Regions from separate parts of the Mus musculus genome. Here region 1 is linked to region 2. Evidence: chromatin loops called from intact Hi-C (ENCODE). Cell type or tissue: heart. All regions are shown on one strand.

Region 1 (2,500 bases), 200 kb after region 2:
CACACAGCCTTTATATTTTTGATAAGCCTTAAACAGCACAATAATTTGGCCAGTTCCTAACCTCCATGTGGTTAATACACCTCCCTCTGATAATCCCAAGTTATCACTTACTAAATTCTATATTCTGCCTTGGCTGCTCTAGACCCAGTGTAACTCGGCTGCACTCTGGGCCACATTCTCCTGGCTCTTTCACATGGCAACCATGACTCCCTGTCCTCCACTCTTCTCAGGCATGATGTCGTCTCCTTCTCCTTCTCCTTCTCCTTCTCCTTCTCCTTCTCCTTCTCCTTCTCCTTCTCCTTCTCCTTCTCCTTCTCCTTCTCCTTCTCCTTCTCCTTCTCCTTCTCCTTCTCCTTCTCCTCCTCCTCCTCCTCCTCCTCCTCCTCCTCCTCCTCCTCCTCCTCCTCCTTCTCCTTCTCCTTCTCCTTCTCCTCCTCCATCTCCTAACAAGGCAGATCTCTTCTTCCTCCTTCCTCTCTCTGTCCCAAGCCCAGGAAAAGCTCAAGTCCCACCTCTGTCTGCCCTAACCGCCCATTGGCTGCTGTCATCTTTATTTACCAATCAGAACCAACTGGGGGCAGGGTCCCTCTGTGTCTTATACGCAGACACTTCTGTGAGCAGTGTTGAGGAATGCAATTAGCATTTGTAATACAAGCATCTACAATACTTTGCTCTCCTGTATCCATCCATTCCCCTCCCTTTTGTTGTTCTTTGTTTCCCTCCCATATTACTCCTTCTGCTTTCATGTTTTGTATTGTGCATGCGTGTGTGAAAACATGTAAATGTATTGGATACCTATAATCATACCTACTCAACATAAACCCCTTAGTTAGATAATCAAGTCCTTGAACAGAGCACAGGTTCACTGTAGCAGAGAGTATTAAGAAGTAAACAGAAAAGAATGAGAAGTTCCAGGATGTACTTCACTCAGCATATGAATGCTTTGTCATAAACTCGTTGGTCAAAATCCAGGACTATATACTGTGGGCATGTTAAGTCACCAAGTGAGAAGGGACCCAGGCACCTTGTCTGGTATCTAGTAAGCACTGCCTATCACAAAGGAACTAAAGAAACTACTTTGGTAGCCCATGCACACATTCATCATCTCAAATTAATTTATTTTATACATATATAGTTCAATTTAGATTTTCTGTGAAAGAAAACAAAATGCAACAGTTTGTATTTCTTGGTCCCATTATTTCCTCTTGTTCTCTCTACCTCTGTCCCATACCTTTAGATTTTTCTTCTTTCCCCTAGTCCGGAGGGGGAGGGGGAGGGGGAGGGAGAGGGAGACGATGGAGATGACCGAGACGACCGAGACGACGGAGACACAGAGATAGAGTGAGCATGTGCTTGAGTAGGTTGACATCAGTATTGGGTTTCTTTCTTCATCACTAAATTTTGAAACAAAGTGTCTCACTGGACCTTGAATTCACTGATTCAGACAGACTCATGGACCACTCCAAGATCTGCCTCTTTGTGTGCCAATCTCTGCCCAAGCACTAGGGTCACAGATTCAGGCAGCCATGCCAAGCCTTTTCAGATGGGGAACTGAAGTCAGGTCCTCATTCTTGCACAAGAACTGTACCAACTGTACCACTTTCTCAGCCCCTGTGTCCAAAGTCTTAATATGCTTCTCATAGTGTCAGCCTTTCGATTGACTTTGGCCCCTTAGCTACAGCTCATACTCACACACAGGCCACACCCCTCCATGAGAGATCTATCTATAAGTGCTAATGGAAGAGAGTTCCATAAAGCAGTTTTAGCCCTGTAATGGCTTATACACGGTTCTGAAGTGTTAGGACGGTGAGAGTGTGACAACATCACTGCATCCATAGGCAGACTCTGAGGTAGGCCTTCTATCCACAGGAAGTCCATCTGAAAGTCACTTTCTATCAGTATGTGTTAGCTTTAATTGCAAGTGACAGAAATGCCTGAACAATTACATAAGATCAAAGTGGTTTCTCACAGAAGGGGAATGAATGGTTTGGTCCAGAGCAGAAACCCTGCTCTGATGTCTTCAGGGACTCATGCATCTTCCTCCCCAAGCCCCTCACTAAGGTCTTTTTATTCACAGACAATGTAGTAACAGTGGTTCTGCGTTACCCACAACCAGATAAAGGAAATGACAAAGCAGGGTGAATTTGTTGTGGTCTAGGATCTGCTCCACAAAACACAGGAAGACTGATCTAAGTCAGATAGAGATTGTTTATTGAACACACATCTTAGTATTGATCGATCAGGACCATAGCTCAGAATTGGGCCTGGGGCTATGGCATCAAACATTTGGAAGAGTAGGCTTATTAAAAAAAAAAAAAAGTTCATGTGTACATGCAGGACATGCCATCCAGTGGTCAGCCCTGACTCCAGATATTTTAGTCAGAACAGTTCATATTGACCTTTAAGTTGATGGAATTAAAATTCTGTGGAATTCTTTAGGATTAACAAACCTAGAACATGCTGAACATAACAGGGGCTGCAGTCAATATGATCCTGCTCT
Region 2 (2,500 bases):
GGACATTGCCCACATGGGCTGAAGGACTAGGAGCTAGATGGGAAAGATTGTTACTTAGAACCAAGGCCAGATTTAGCAGGCCAGTGAGCCTTTGGAAAGCAATGTGAACTGCATTGGCTTTGGAGTCAGGCCTGGATTCAAATATAAGTCCAAGCGTACATCAGTAGTTGCCTTGTATTTCCCATTGCCTTCTATTTAAAACAGGAACCATCGCCGCATGGACTATTTATTGTAGAAGGCTTTGTGGGTCTCAACTCACAGCTGCTCAATGACTAGTTACAGCAGCTTGTTTTCCATCAGAGGTTAACAGCTAAATGATAAATCCTAAGCCATAAAATGTTTCTAGGTAGGCAGTTTCTTATGCTGAATTTCCTGAAATTCTTCAAGTACCAACTTATCAGATCTTTGAGAGTTGATTTGATTTCTGAGGAGAATCTTTAATAAAATTAAACTGTTTTCTTAACTGATGGCCACAGAGAGAGTCACCGATCCTTGCATGGTACACAGAATCCCAAGGAAAGACTCAAGTATTTTGATAACATCACACAAACTGATTTAAACACTGTAGGCAGTGAGGTAATGGAAATTGAATCACACTTAAAAGCACATATAACCTCAAGAAAAATATAAAACGTGTAATACAGTGTGACATATAAATAATAAATGTGGCAACAATGATCACTTCAAGATTTACCATTGTCTCATATCCACATTTCACGAATACACAGGGGTGTGTGTGTGAGAGTGCACACACACGTGCAAACACACATACGCACACACACACCTGGGCCCTTGTGAGGTGTTGTTTTGGCCTTTGATTTGGTGAACTATTAGAAAAGAACTTTCTCACAGCAGTATGATTGAGGTTGGCACTGAGCTTCAAAGCCTTCTTAGGCACAGGGTCAGCTGGGAGGAGTGGGAAGGCTGTGTAAGTTTGCAGGAAGAAAGTTGGATGCTATTTTCATACTCAAAGAGCTCTTCACAAAGAAGCATTCTTAGGTGTCTTGCTTGCTTGGACTACAGAACATGTTCAAGAATCAACATGTGTGGCTGGTGAGAAGTCTCAGCAGTTAAGAGCACAGACTGTTCTCGCAGAGACTCCAGTTCTACGGCAGCTCACAACTGTCTGTAACTCTAATCTCAGGGGATCTGACTCTCTTCTAGGTACCAGACTTATGTCTAGATGCACAGAAATACATACAGGCAAAACATCTATACACATAAAACAAGTATTTTTAAAGGATCAACATGTATTACAATTTCCTGTATTGTAAATCTTTCCATTTCAAAACCCAGGTCTGGGTCTGAAAAACGTGTGTCTTTCACCTACTCACAGACAGGTATCTGGAGCTCTCTGTCAAATCTGAATAAAATCCTGGCACATGTAAGAAAAGTCCATGACTGCAGAGACCATTTTAGCCTGAATATCCTCAAGCCCCATCGGCAGAGGGCGCCAGATTCTCTGCAGTAGCCTTCTATCCAACTCCTTTCCATTCATATCGATCAAAACCAACCTCCAATCTCCAGAGAAAAGTCACCACTGGCTTGGAATCCGGCTTCTGGATGTGAGGAGGGAGGGGAGAGGGGTATACCAAGAAGACTGGCTGTGTGCAATGCTGGGGAACCTGAGGATTGTCTCCCATCCTCAGCCCATTGTGCATCCATCAGGGTAGCCCGACACTGGTGCAGTCTCTAAGACAAACTCTTGACCATCCATGGAGAGGAGAGGAGGGTCAGGCCTGGATCTGACAATCACAGTATGGTGCCAGACCTTTCTCCTCTGGTGTCAGCTTCTTTCTTAGACCAAAGGTTAAGAGTAGATGACTCCTCATAAAGATGATCCAGTGTGACCTCGAATAGAGCAGAATTAGCTTACACTTGGGGCTAGGGAGATAGTCCAGTGGCTAAAGTGCTTGCTGTGCAAATAGGACACTAGAATTGAGATCCTGAGCACCCATGTAAAACCCCAGGTGTCACAGTGTGCCTGTACCTCAGTGCTGGGAAGAGGAAGTCAGAAGCCCAGGGGCTTGCTGGCAAGTCAGTCTAGCCACATTCACCAGCCCCAGGTTCAGTGAAAGACCCTTTGTCACAATAGGAGGAGAGTAATAGAATAAAACATCTGACATGGACTTTTGGCCTCCACCTGCAGTCACGGGCACACACCCACACACACAGGCATGTACACACACATACTCTCCAACACACACTCACATAAAGAAAGTAATATGCTTGTGTCTGGAGTTCCATTATGACGGAAGCCAGAGACTAACATTTTCTTCTCTGCCCTGCTAACTAGGATGGATAGCTACAAATTTCTTCTCTCCCAGAGCCCATCAAGGCCTAACACTTGTCACTCAGGATTGGGCTAGAGATCACTTAAAATAATAGCAACATCGGTTGACTGAACTGAGAAAGATAAAAGCAAGCAAATAACATTGCATTTAATCATAATTATTTAGCACAGTGTGCTTGAAATGTATGTGAATGCATGCTCCATTTA

The links. A loop is a pair of places that touch in the nucleus more often than their neighbours do. Peaks named below come from ENCODE experiments on the same cell type or tissue, not always from the same donor. Only the 100,000 strongest peaks of a DNase experiment are listed, where the experiment ranks them.
Region 1: it touches region 2 in a loop (2.0-fold over the local background); 2 of 42 quality-filtered maps call a loop at or near these places.

What each region holds. Positions count from the first base shown.
Region 1 is chr1:52,753,592-52,756,091 of GRCm38, reverse strand. No RefSeq gene overlaps it. Among named protein-coding and RNA genes, the nearest start is that of Mfsd6, 28 kb to the right of the region's middle. In heart, no CTCF peak of the experiment used is centred here; no DNase peak of the experiment used is centred here.
Region 2 is chr1:52,954,300-52,956,799 of GRCm38, reverse strand. It overlaps a transcript of 1700019D03Rik not described here. Among named protein-coding and RNA genes, the nearest start is that of 1700019D03Rik, 2.7 kb to the right of the region's middle. In heart, a CTCF peak has its summit at 1,448 (motif pointing right); no DNase peak of the experiment used is centred here; H3K27me3 peaks cover 612 bases.